Linked DNA regions of Homo sapiens: regions 2 and 3 are each linked to region 1. The links are chromatin contacts, found by Hi-C or POLR2A ChIA-PET in ENCODE. All regions are on one chromosome and are shown on one strand. The core of a region is the stretch at or near the end of the contact, and the rest is flanking DNA. Distances in the headings are between cores, read along the strand shown.

What was found. A loop is a pair of places that touch in the nucleus more often than their neighbours do. ChIA-PET counts read pairs that join two places held with the same protein, here RNA polymerase II (POLR2A). Pooled maps may share reads with other maps.
Region 2: a map of CD4-positive, alpha-beta T cell shows a loop between it and region 1 (6-fold over the local background). The contact joins the enhancer-like site here to the promoter of C2orf76 in region 1. A Hi-C loop is called at or near these places in 3 of 168 maps with a recorded cell type or tissue (CD4-positive, alpha-beta T cell, CD8-positive, alpha-beta T cell and naive thymus-derived CD4-positive, alpha-beta T cell) and 9 of 50 pooled maps.
Region 3: a loop to region 1 is called in a map of ascending aorta, with 5 times the contacts of the local background. The contact joins the enhancer-like site here to the promoter of C2orf76 in region 1. A Hi-C loop is called at or near these places in 1 of 168 maps with a recorded cell type or tissue (ascending aorta) and 3 of 50 pooled maps. POLR2A ChIA-PET finds 5 or more read pairs at or near these places in 1 of 52 experiments (RWPE1).

What each region holds. Positions count from the first base shown.
Region 1 is chr2:119,365,583-119,369,676 of GRCh38, reverse strand. It overlaps C2orf76 (chromosome 2 open reading frame 76), which reads left to right and starts at 2,843. Exons shown (of 6, transcript NM_001322331.2): 1 at 2,843-2,887. DBI (diazepam binding inhibitor, acyl-CoA binding protein) reads right to left here and starts at 2,700. Exons shown (of 4, transcript NM_001079862.4): 1 at 2,617-2,700; 2 at 1,372-1,489. The coding sequence starts at 2,625. RefSeq lists enhancers at 1,580-1,779, 2,310-2,639, 3,010-3,269 and a silencer at 2,740-2,889.
Region 2 is chr2:118,308,226-118,312,827 of GRCh38, reverse strand. No RefSeq gene overlaps it. Among named protein-coding and RNA genes, the nearest start is that of THORLNC, 120 kb to the right of the region's middle. Within about 2 kb of position 2,632, at least 12 of the 41 ENCODE cell types and tissues checked have a DNase peak (open chromatin) inside an H3K27ac peak, as active enhancers do; they include CD4-positive, alpha-beta T cell and CD8-positive, alpha-beta T cell, where a contact is called at or near this core.
Region 3 is chr2:120,467,546-120,472,066 of GRCh38, reverse strand. No RefSeq gene overlaps it. Among named protein-coding and RNA genes, the nearest start is that of LINC01101, 3.5 kb to the right of the region's middle. Within about 2 kb of position 1,591, at least 23 of the 41 ENCODE cell types and tissues checked have a DNase peak (open chromatin) inside an H3K27ac peak, as active enhancers do; they include ascending aorta, where a contact is called at or near this core.

The DNA.
Region 1 (4,094 bases), core at 1,594-4,093:
GTAGCTGGGACTACAGGCATATGCCACCATGCCCAGCTAATTTTTGTATTTTTAGTAGAGATGGGGTTTCACTACGTTAGCCAGGTTGGTCTCAAACTCCTGACCTCATGATTCGCTTGCTTCGGCCTCCCAAAGTGCTGGGATTACAGGCATGAGCCATAGCGCCCAGCCTCAGTTAAAATTTATATAGTCATATGTGGCTACTGGCTATTATACTAAACTATCGTGTTTGGACTATCATGTTTTATAATCGTGTAATAGGGCTGTATAGTACAGCCCTAGAGAGAGCCGATGACACCTCTTTGATCAGTAAGTGATAGATTCCTATGCCAGTCTATCTAGACTCATGTGAAAATCGGTAACTCTAGTACGGGCACAGGCCAGTCTCTGTGAAAATACTGTTTGTCAGAAAAGCATCTTGGCACCTCTGGCCTCCCCCACTTCACCTTTCCTTCCCCTCCCTGGAAGGACAGAGTTTACGAACTCACTGTAAAACTCACCTTCGCCATAAGACCTTCTTCAACTAAGTGCTCCATGTGAACCCCAGGGTTTGATATGGTACTGCCTGTGATCTGTCATTCTGGGTACTATTTCCTGCTTCCAGCTGGTTGGCAGCCAGCCCACCTGCTCCATCTTCCACCCCAGCTACTGCGGAAATAGGGACCATGCTCGCCTTCTTCCTCAGCAGGGGCAGGGGAGACCTCCCTTCTGTGCTGCCATGATAACCCTGAGTCCTTGCACAGAATGCACTGCGCTGTTGCCTCAGTATCCACCCATGTTTCAGGGACTTAGGGACAGAATGAAACCTGCCCAAGGCAGGAAAGATGTTATTACAGAACATGACAGTCCAAAGCACAGCCTCAAAATCTGCACCAAGATTTCTGGGCAGGGAAAAAGTTATCATCAGGAAGGCACAGACTTGTTAGCGAAATGCTCTGACCTAGCCCAAGAAACCAGGTGCTTCTCTGCTCCTGACATCAGGCTTGGCCAGGCTGTCAAGTGCTCCAAAAAGTGCTCCAACTTTGATCCTGCCCATCTAGGGCAGAAGCTGAACGGCTCAACAATGATACTACTGAGCTGAGAGCCTTCAGCAAGTCTTTTCCAAGCTGCAGCCTTTGCTTCTTCCCTAGTAGAGAGTAGCTGCTGGTGATAACCAGTAAAGACCTTCTAAAACCAGGATTTGAATTCTGTTACTACTGGAGACACTGAGAATCCGGAACATGGTCTTTTCCACCTCAGGAACCATCACCATACCCCACCTGAAGAGTAGGGCCTCAGGCAGTTTGAGAGTGAAGTTCCCAGGGACTTCCAGTCTGAGCTGCTGAGCCTGCTTTGATGAGCAGATGCCCTTCCAACCCCCGCTCTGCATACCTGTATTTATGTCGCCCACAGTTGCTTGTTTGTAGTGGCCATAGATGAACAGCATCTCCTCATCCGATGGCTTGGTCTTAAGGTGCCTAACCTCCTCTGCAGCTTTCTCAAACTCAGCCTAAATGGAAGGGAGAGGAGAGGATTGAGGGCCTCCTCTGGGTGGGAGAGGGTAAGAATCCTACTGTGGCCTGATGACAGCCCAGTTACGGGGATGGAGAGGTGGGAAAGGTGGCACCCTTCGGGCAATGCAGCCCCTGAAGTGTGTCTGCCCCTCCCTGCCCCAACAGGGCAGCTAGAAAGATTCAGCAACACAAGAAGGGGAAGCCCCTCCAGTTCACTCATTCAATCGAAAACCATATATCCAGAGCTCTCACAAACGCAGGCATCAGGTCTGGAAATACAGCAGTGAAGAGGGCAGGCCAAGCCTTCGCCCCCAGTGGGGGTCCCCTCTGCGGGAGAAGCAGCGCGGCCAACTGCCTGGCCACCACCGGGCCAGGCACTAGGGAGTGGCCGGGGCTGCAGCGAAGCCCTGGCCTGAGGACAGACGGGGCACAGTATGCTGGAAACAGCTGAAAGGGGACAGGGCATGAGTGCCGCGGTGTCAGCGCCGGAGCCCGTTGGTCCCCTCCCTCCCCCTGGGGCCCGCGCGTTCAACACCGACCTCTGTCCCAGTGCCCGGATTGGCAGAGGCAGGCGGGAGGAGCCAGAGGTCGCCCCACATAGCTCGGTCTCAGACAAGGGTCTACACTGGAGAGAAGGGAGGGGCCCCTGGGTCACCTCTCCCCGGGCCGCGATTCTCCTCGTCCCGCACTCTGAGCAGCCGGCCCCGTACTTCCCCTGACCTCCAAGCTCTCGGCCACGGACTCCTCGCTTCCCCACTCCGCCGCGACGTCCTGCCCTGTGCTTCGGGATGGGGACTGAGTCTCCTCGCTCCTCCAATCCGTGCAACCCCTTCCCCCATCTCTCCATCAAGCACCCTCGACTCCCACCCCTCTCCCGCTACACAGCGAAGTCCACCCCATGGGCAACTTTCCGGCAGTTGCGGGGTGGGCAGCAGATTTAGAAATCCCCAAACGGAAAATCCCGCTCACAAGGCTCTGTCCAACGAATCAGGGCTAGGCATGGGCCCATGAGCAAGTGAGGGGCACGGAAGGAAAGAGCCCGAGAGCTTCTGGCAGCCGGCTGAGCCCCCAACGGGCCTCCCGCCCGCTGCACCTTCGCAGCCTGGCTGTGCACGCGCTGTACCTGAGACATCCTGGCCGACTTGCAAGAACTCCAGGGAGACAGCGGAGGAGGCGAGGACCAGGAAGCGATCGCCCAGATTGCACTGGCAAGCGCCTTTAGAGGCGCGGTCCACTCGCCCCAACCCTGCTCGGGCGAGCACCGGAAAGCCAATCAGAAGCCAGCTATGCGCTAGGGGCGTGCCCAGCCCCCGCCGCGGCGCTAGCCCCGCCCGAGCCCACGTGGGACCGCTTGCGCAAACGCCGGGAGTAGCCGAAGGGGACGCCGGGAACAGGTGGGGACAACGGAAGTAGGGTGCTTAGTTTTGCTGCCGGGAGTTGGTCGAGAGTTGGGTTCAGTCCTGGCCCGTTGTGGGGACGGCACGCGGGGGAAGGGGAGGGGACGGAGACCGAAGAACGGAGGTCCTTATGTTTCTTTTCTTTCCTTAAATCTTGCCCGGCCTGAAGAGGCCGGAAGTTGCATCTCTGGACAAGTAAACTCTGAGACCTGGGAATGGCGGGCGGGACCCGCTCCTCCCTTGGGGTCTAGAGGAGACCCCCGGAGATGGTCCCTGATGAGCAGCGTGATGGTGGAAAGCTGGACTGGTCTCCCGAAAGGCGAAGCCGAGGCTTCTTCCTCTGAACTTTTGGCACGTTCTTTGACTTGCTTGTGGCCGTAGTGTCAGGCCTGTATTGCACATTTATGTCTGTGGTGCATTTCTCCATCTGGTGCGTTAAAGGCAGGGACGGTGTCTTATTTGTCTTGATTTAACAAACTTGGACGGGACGAAGTGCTCAGCAAATATTTGTTAAATGAATGGCTGTTTATTGAACTCCTGTTGGGTAACTTGCACTGTTCTAGACCTTGGCAGACAGCAGTGAACAAAGCGGGTGAATCCCTGCAATCTTGGAACTTACAAGTAGGGACAGTAGTTTATACAATAAGTTAAATATAGAGTACTTTAGGGGCTTAGAGAGTTGGAAGTTTATAGTTTTAAATGGAGGAGGGGGAGTATTGAGGGAAGGTGACATTTGAGAAAGTTCCTCAAGGAGGGGAGGGAAGATTCCAAGCAGAGAACAAGTGTAAAGGCGTGGGCAAGGAACCAGGGGAAGAGTAGAAAGATGAGGCTGGAGAGTTTTGGCGGTGGCAGACTGGCTAGGTGATGCAGAAGTTGGCCATCACAGGGACTTTGACTGTCATGCTGAGTGAGATGGGAAATCGTAAAAGGGTTTGAAAAGAGGATGAGGAGACGGAGGGGAACGTCTTTGCGAGATTGTTACACAGCCTAATCTCCATGGGAACTGAAAGGAGCAGCACAGGTGTCTGGAAGTGTTTTAGGATCGATGTTTAAGAAGCTAAAGGAAGACTTCTCTGGCAGTGGTTGCAAAGGAGCTGGGTGAAGAGAGGGAAATGATGGAAAATTCTCTGGAGATCATTAAAAAAGCAAAGTCATTCCTCTCTAATTCATAATTTGTGGCAAGAGGGCTGGACTACAAATCTCT
Region 2 (4,602 bases), core at 1,383-3,882, 1.1 Mb after region 1:
TTCACTTTTTTGTTTTTTTATGAATTGGTACCAAGCAGCCTTTGGGCCCTTGTTACTACACCATCTCAGCTGGGCTCACAGAAAAAGAGTGCTTTTCGGATGCTTCCTCTGAGAACCATTACACACGTCATCTCATCAAACCCTCGGTAGCTCCGTGTGGCAGGTATTCCTGTTTCCAATTAAGGGACGAAGACACTGAGGCTTAGAATGATTCAGTATCTCTCTCAAGAAACACAGCTTTGAAGTGAAGAAACCAGGGTACAAACTCAGGTGGGACTCCATACTGGCAACACATGGGGCAAACAAATTCAGGTGGACCAAGGAAAACTGAACGAGTCTTTCTCCTCTGTGATGGCAACCCACGGATGTGCGCTAGCTGTTCACAGGCAACTCTTCAGCTTCTGCAGGGATGAGCGGGGAACAATAAGATAGCGTTCCTTCCTGTCTTCATCTGTGTAGATTGCTGCACCAGAGCACTTTAGACTGGGTAGCTCATAAATGACAGAATTTATTTCTCACAATTCTGGTGGCTGGGAAGTCCAAGATCCAAGTACTGGTGGATTTCATGTCTAGAGAATGGTGGATTTCTGGTGCTTCTCACTGTGTCTTCACATGACAGATGGGATCAGGGAGCTTTCTATGGTCTCTTTTATAAAAAAAACACCCATTCATGAGGGCTCCACTCACATGACCTCAACACCTCCCAAAGGCCCCATCTCCAAACACCATCACTTGGGGATTAGGTTTCAACATATGAATTTTAGGAGGACACAAATATTCAGACCATAACACAGCCATCATTCTTTTTTTTTGAGAGGGAGTCTCACTCTGTTGCCAGGCTGGAGTGCAATGGCCCGGTCTCGGGTCACTGCAACCTCCACCTCCCGGGTTCAAGTGATTCTCCTGCTTCAGCCTCCCAAGGAGCTGGGACTACAGGCGCATGTCACCATGCCTGGCTAATTTTTGTATTTTTAGTAGAGACATGGTTTCACCATATTGGCCAGGATGGTCTCCATCTCTTGACCTCGCGATCCACCTGCCTTGGCCTCCCAAAGTGCTGGGATTACAGGCGTGAGCCACCAGGCCTGGCCAGCTTTCATTCTTTTAGTCATTCAACAAACGCTCACTGAGCACATACTATGTATCTCTATTGCAGAGGCCAGACCTTATCCTAGGCACTGCCTGTCGGAAAATCAGATGCAGCTTCCTCCAGTCCAGAAAGGGAGGGAAATAAACACAGGCAGGGGGAGTTAGGAGGCGATGTGGCAAATGCAGACCAGCCAGACACATACAGAGGACTGACAAACTCACAGAAGATGGTCTGTGGCCCTGTCCCAGGGCTCCACGATAAATTTCGTCCTTAATCCTAGCTTCACCTGCACAGACTCCCCCTTTCTCCTGTAAGGGGTGCAAATCCAAGAAAGAGAGGACTTTGTGGACGTATTTTTTAATACAGCCAGGGAAGAGTCAATAGGAGTGAGAACAAGCCTCCCAAAAGAGGCCACGTGGGCAACAGCCAGTTTCTGCAGCACTCCCCAGGTGCCCCACAGCCCTCCCAGGCTGCATCCTCCTCCTTCCCAGGCCTCCTGGGCGGGGCCAGCCCATCCCGGGAGCACAGTGACTCCTCCCAGAAGTGGGAAACACAGAGGGCCGGGGAAGCCCACCAATAAGATGGTCAAAAGCAATTTTAACTGGGTCCCGTGACAGGGTAAAACATTTGTGTTGTAATAGTGTCTCAATAAAAGGTATTGTAATATTTAAAATGTAGTATTGATCCCTCTGTGAGGACCATCAATCCTTGCAGGATTTGAGAGCCTGACCGCAGAGCCTGGGCTCGCCGGGTGAGGGTGGGGGAGAACCTTGGGAAATGCTGCGCCCTCAAGAGCACAAAGTCACCCACAAGAGCGGGGCGAGCTCGACGGCCCGGGTGTCCCTCCAACATCAAAGGAGGGATGCTGGGGTCCCCGGGCCGACACAGGAGAACCTGAGAGAAACTGTCTAAACAAAGGAATCAAAATATGAAACTAAATCACCTGCTAGTGTTTTATGAGGCCTTGTTCTGAATCAATACAAGCCCCAGGGCCCACGATTCCTCATGCTGAAAGGGAATACTTTTTCATCCTAAAACGAAATCGAGCTGCTTAAGTAAAACAGATGTTACCGTTGAGTGCCAGCACCCCGGCCCCTCCTCCCTCACCCCTTCTTCCTGCGCTGGAAAGAAGGGAGCCCGCGCTGCCCCGAAACCCAAGTCGGCTGGGGAAAGCCAGAGCCTTGGAATTTCTCCCTCCTTCGCCCACAGAAGTTTTCTTTTCTGTTTACCGGGGAGGGGAGCCCGGGAGGGGGCCGGTGGGGGGAGGCCAGTCTGCTCGCAGAGGATTTGAAGGCGCAGCGGCGACGTGAGAGGCGGAGAAGATTTTCATTTCCTGTGTTACGGGGTGCAAAGAATATCAGTATGAAAAACCCGGCGGGGAGATCGGAGATAGCAGTTTTTACATTGATAAGTATTTGTTCATTTCCTGACAACAAAAAAAATATAAATCTCTTCAGAAATTAAGCGGCGCGGCTTGTCGGGCACGTTCGTGGCGCGCGGGCCGCCCCCGCCGGCGTAATCGCGGCATCAGCCATCGGCGCCATCGCGGGCGGCGGCCGCGCGGCGCCCACTTTTTGTGTCACTTGTTTTCTCAGCGGGCCCGATTTGCATTTTAATGGAAGTAGTTTATAGACTTCTCCGCTGCCTTCGGAGTGCCACAAGTGGCATCATTAAGCGGGCTAAGCCGGATTAATGCTGATAGTAAAGTCAGATAATACAATAACAGAGGCCTCCGCTCCATTTGCATTAGGTGAGGAGCGCGGGGCTGCCTGGTGGCTGGCGATAATTTGTAAGCGCGATATGTTGTACTTGAGAGGATAAGATTAAATTTAGTGGGTTTAACTGTCATCCCACTAAGTCAATTACTTCATCTTTTCAGCCTTTGAATTTCTTTTATAAGTAAAATAAATGGAATATTGAGCTGCTCCGCGGCCATTTCGAGCTTCCATGAAGAATGACACAGGCCGAGCCAAAAAAATAAAAGGCTTCGGATTCAGCTCCATAAACAAAATATAAACTCCATTCAGGTGCCAGCATGGCAGCAGCCCCGAAATATTGTCCATCTCTCATATCACAAGCATGACAGATTCCATTGTGACTTTAGTTTCTCCATAATAGGAAATATTTATGTTGTGCCTGGGTGTTTTCTATTCCTTTCCCTCTTATTATGGGAGGCAAACAGGCCAAAGCAGGGCCATGTGCTTCCCCCTTTCCCTCCCTCCCTCGCCTGCCTCTCCTTGCCCTGCGCTAAATGTTTAGTGTTGGGGGCGGATATTAAGGCAGCCTCCTGACCCCAGGAGATGCCTCAGATTTCAAGCGGGTCGGAGATCAACAGAAGGGGGCAACTTCTTTCAGGCCCTCCCCCTCGCCCCCACCCTGGCCTGTTGCCTCTGTAGATGGCTTCTCTGCATGAAGTTTAGATATCTAGCATCAGTGAGCGGAACCTCGATAGAAGAACCTCAACATCTTCATTTATTCAAAGAGGGATGGTGGCGGGGGAGCGGGGGGGGCGGTAGGGACAAGGAAGAAAAAGAAAATCAAGCAGTTGAACCCCTATAGGTGGCACCAGCCAGTGCAAGTCATGTTTTAGGAGACTCCAACTCTGCTGTGTTCTCTACACATTAATAAACATGTACTCAACAAATATAGATGTCTTTCCTAATCATGGATGGATGGATGGATGGATGGATGGATGGATGGATGGATGGGCGAGTGAGAGAAAGACACAGACAAGGCATAATCTGTGTCAAAACCCTATAAACTGGTGGCTCAAGAGCTCAGCACAATGCAGTTGGACCAAATGGTAAGGGTCAGGAGTCCAGCCAGACAGTCGGACTGTGTGCCTGCTCCATGCCCTGCCCTGTCTGGGTCCTGTAGAGCAAAGGGAAGGCATGAAGGAATGCCCTTGAGAGGATTAGCCATATACACTTTGGAGAGGCCCAGGAAAATATTCAACAAGCAGCCTTTAATAAAGTGATCCACGGTGATGTATGGATAACAATGAGGGCATGAAAGGCTCTCACGTTCCTGCCCATCTTCCCTCCCTCTTCTCCTACTCCTCTTCCTCTCTTCAGATTGTACCTGAACATGGCGTGTATTTGCATGGATTATTCCATCTTTTTGGAATGCTTTTCTCTTCTTCTCCTGCTAAATTCTAGCCTTTTCAAGAGCCATGTCCTCCATTCCTCTGTGAACCTTCCCCAGCCCACACAAACAGATGAAGGCTCTGTGTGCAATCTCTGATACAGCAGCCCATGTACTGTTCCTCAAGCATTTACTGATATGCTGCCTCTCCTACCCAGCTCCAAGCCCCTTGAGAAAATGACTGTGTTTTACTCACTCATTCATCTCCATCAAGTACTGAGTTCACAGCTCAGTGCTGTACTGAATGCTAGGGACACAAAGACGAACAAGATGTAGTTCTTACCCACAAATAGCTGAGTCTAGGAGATGAAACAGGCCTATAAACAATCATAATACAATCTTAGAGTATGTTTTCCTGGTGTTTGGCA
Region 3 (4,521 bases), core at 342-2,841, 1.1 Mb before region 1:
AGAATAGCATCTTCTATTCCCTGTGACCTCCTGCTTTCCTCTAACAGGGACCATTGTGCCCGCCCTGGTAATCCAGGATAACCATCCCTCTCAAGGTCCGTATCTTCACCACATCTGCAAAGGTCCTTTTGGCATGTGAGGTCACATCCACAGATCTGGGGGAGTAAGACATGGCCATCTGTTATGGACTGAATATTTGTGTCTCCCTAAAATTCCAATGTTGACATTCTACCCTGCACTGTGATGGTGTTAGGAGGTGGGGCCTTTGGGAGGTGATGAGGTCATGAGGCTGGAGCCCCCATGATGGGATTAGCAGTCTTAGAAGAACAGGCAGAAGAGTTTGCCATGGCTCACTCTGCTCTCTTCCATGGGTATGCATAGCAAGAAGGCAGCCATCTGTGAGCCCAGAAGAGACCCTCCCCAGAACCCAACCATCCTGGCACCCTGACCTCAGACTTCCAGCCTCCAGAATCGTGAGACATAAATACCTGCTGTTTAAGCCACCCAGTCTATAATATTCTGTTCTAGCAGTCTGAACTAAGGCACCCTCTTGGTGTGGCACATTATTCTGCCTAGCACAGCATTCCAGAAAGGAGAGAGATGGCACAGGGTTTTGAGGACACACAGCACTGCCCCTGCCATCCAGCTCTCCTCCCCTGCACTGTCATTGCCCATGCAGCCTCTCCAGAGAAGCAGTCGCGCTCTGTAGGGGCAGGCGCCGGCCATGAGCATCTCTGCCCAGCAGATGGCTGGCAGATAGCAGGGGCCTGGGAAGGCCTGTAAGAAGGGAGAAAAGAAGAAAAATATGAATGAATGATTTTGGCAGGATCAACAGTTGTGTGAAGACAGAAAAAGCATGAAAGAAAGTGGATTCTAACGAATACAGAGGCAACCACATCACACAGAGCCAACAGGGGAAGGGGGTGGCCCTGAAGTGGAGGTTCTGAGGGAAGCAGCGGCGTTTCATGCCCAGATATGGAGGAATGGTGAGCACGAAAAGTGTGGAAAGAAAGGGCAGAGGGAGGCAGAAGGAAGCCCTTAGTCTGAGCCAGGCACTGTGCTAGGCATTTTACCATCAGCGCTCCCTAAGGTCTGCACAACACCCTTGCACGCAGTGCCCTGCAGATGAAGGGACTGAGACTCGGGAAGAAGTCCCTGATCCAAGTTCACATGGCTGGACAGTCTGTTGTGCCAGGATTTACAGGCCTTGCTTGGCTGGTTCTGAAACCAGCTGCCATCCCAGGACACCCAGCTCTGTGGCAAGCTTTGACACACTTACAGTGGCCTTAGTGTCCCCACCTCTTTAGGTCTCAGATCCTTCATCTGGAAAATGAAGAGGTTGGGCTAGGTAATCCCCAAGCTCCCTCTCAGCTCCAGCCTCCTTGGGTCCTTGGGCAGCTCTAAATCAGAATGGAGTTCCTGGAGGGGCTGGGGGTCTGAACTTCCTCCCACTGACAACAGACACGCAGTTCCATCTGTGTTGCCAAGACAATCCAGGGCAAGGAGGGAGAGGCCCAAAGCAGAGATGACTCCATGCCCAAAAAATGAGTATCATAGCAGCCCACAGGATTGTGCAAGCTGCCCGTGAGGCTGCCAGTCGGCCTGGCCCGGAGGAGGGCTGTTTACACTTCCCAAGTGTGTTTGCAGTTAACTCCATCCGCCTGGCCCGTGTGCACAGCCCTCAGGGCTGCCAGCAGCGTCTATGTGGAGACAACAGGAACGGATCTCACCAGGCCCTTTATCTCAGACACCAGACACCCATTTGTTCATTCATTCATTCATTCACATACATGTTCATTTCCTCATTCATTCCCATAGTGTTTGCCAGGCATTGTGTAAGGCACTGGGGACACAGAGGTAAACAAGATAACGCTCTGAGAAGTCTCCAGGACCCAAGAACCTCGAAGAACAGTGAGACACTAAATATAGAGAATGACTCTCCCGGCCAGGTTGGTACAATGAGTTATGTGCTTGGAGTTCAGGGAACACAGGGCAGGAGACTTCGGTATCTTCCTATGGAAAATATTTAACCACTAGTTGAAAAATCAAATAAGATAATAACTCTGTACTCAATTGTCTTTGGAAATATGTTTTCTCATGAACGCGGATATGTGAAAATGTCACATTCAAAGTTTTCTTTAAATCCTATTTGAAGCCTGGCCGGAAAAAACCACCTTAGTTACTTTCAGGACTCCCAGGTTCTGAGGCCAAGCAAAGGGCCTGGGGTTTGCACAGTTTGCTAGGCACCAGGGAGGGTTCCTCAGAGGTCCCTGTTCTCCCACTTAGCATGCTCCTTGACGCCCAGTGGCTGGGGCCAGGTTGAGGGCTCAGAATGCTGGAGCATAGCTGTGTTTTGACTCCAGCTTCTCTGGACAGACAGCAACTTTTGGAAAACCATGCCACATCCCAAGGCACTGCTATGGAAAGGGCTTAGGTCAGGCCTCTGGGACTTGGGCGTTCTTCCCAGATACTAGAAACCTTCCTTCTTCCCTTTTCCTTCCCACTCATCTTTTTTTTTTTTTTTTTTTTTTTTTGGTGTTTTCTTTCTTGGCCTTCTTCTTTCACAAAGGACAGGAAAAGATGTTTCCTGCAAGTAGATTCAGGCAAATATCTGCAAATGCCCCTGAGACTAGGAAACAGAAAGAAGTCTGGCTACATATACGGGACATTGAAAGGAAAAATACAAAGGGAAAACGCCATAAATTCATATTTCAACAAATTATCTGCCTTGCACAGAAATAACTGTCTAATTTTGTTTATCATTTCTTTAGGACATATTTCCAGGAGTAAAACCAAGAGATCAGCACATTTTGAAGAATGTTTTTCAAGCTGCTTTTCTAAAGGTTTATACCAATTTACCCTCCCGCCAGCAATGTGCAAATGTTGTCTAGTTCACCACACTATCACCAGCATCAAATGTTAGGATATTTTATTTTTTCCATCTTTGAGTATTTTGTAAACTAAAGAACTTTATTTTCAAAATATTTGCATTCATGTCACTTACTGATTTTACAAGTATTTTATTTCCAACACTCCCTTTAAATACAGAAATTCCTGTTACAGTGTGAGTAGATAGACCCTAGGGATGCCTTAGATTTTACTAGGTCACTAATAATGTGTCCTTCCAGGTGTCTTTTCTCACCCAAGACACCTTTCCCTCTTTGACTGGGAAATTCTAATTGGTGCTTCCGTGTCTCCCCACCTTCAGAAATCCTCGATGCAGTCCCTAGCAAGGAGGCTGCCCAATGGCCTGATTCATACCTGGATTATCAAATCCACCACCTCATGCTGTGGGAGGGGGGCAGGCCTGTGTGCCTCAGTCCTCACTGAGCCTCAAAGAGCCTCTGTTTCCTCCACAGCAGTTAGAATGGTGCCTGTCGCTTGGGGTTGGGTGGGCATGAGGCAAGATAAAGTCTGGAAAGTGCTCAATAAGCACCCAGCACTACACACTTAGTGAACTTAAGCTATTATACTGTTATTATTACTATTATTATTCTCCTTCTCTCTCTGGAAGGCAAGGAAATTACTTTTATCTCTGGATCTCTGGTTGTGGGCCCAGAATATCTAAGTAGATCAATCAAACTGCTATTGAGTAAGCATTTCTCTGCCCTTGGCACCAGCTTTCCATATGTAAGACTGGGCTGTGAGTACTACAGTACTATCTTCTCCGGCAGGTGGCTGCTTGGATGACTCCACTCCCATTCGCTCACTCCCACACCTCCCACCCATGCTTGCCTGGCCCTGCCATTAACACTGCAGAAGAACATCCAAGTGTTTGCATTCCCAGCATCCCTTGCTGCCAGGGTTGGCCATGTGACCCACTTTTGGCCGATGAGACACCAACAGGGTGCTCCTGGGAGACCCTCTACTTTCCCAGGGAGTCGAGGCTGCCATCTTGCCACCACAAGGCAACGAGGAGGCCCACGTGCTAAGGACGATGAACAGAAAGCTGGGAAGAGCCCAGTACTTGGCATCACCAGCAGCTGACCAAGGCCATCAACCACTCGTTTTCAGAATTATGATGTCAGAAAAATAAACCTAATTTTGTTTAAGCCACAGTGAGTTGAGATTCCCCTTAAGTGAAGCCAAACGTTTCTATCTGATACCCATGAATGAACGCTTTAACGTGCTCATCAAATATTATGCTCCCTACTTACCTTTTCTTCTTTCTCTTTAAAAGGCCCTTTGCTGGCCCTTAGGGAAAGCCAAGGGGCCCAGGAACTCACCACATGTTTGAATCAGGGGTCTGATGCTGAAGAAGCCAGTGGCAGTATAACTTACCCTAAGCATTTCTCACCTTCTCTACCCCAAATAGGGGCTGGGGATCAAGGACTTCCTGAGGGCTAAGATGAGAGGAGCAGGCCCAGGAGATCCAAGGAACAGACCAGAAGATACAGCCCAGGAAAGGGGGGTTGCAGGCTCAGGCCCTTGGGCCAGCTGGGTGCTCAAGGCTACACCCTTTGTGAGGCTCCCACCCTGGCTCCCTGCAGCCCAAGGGAAAGGGCTGTCTGCTAGTGACCA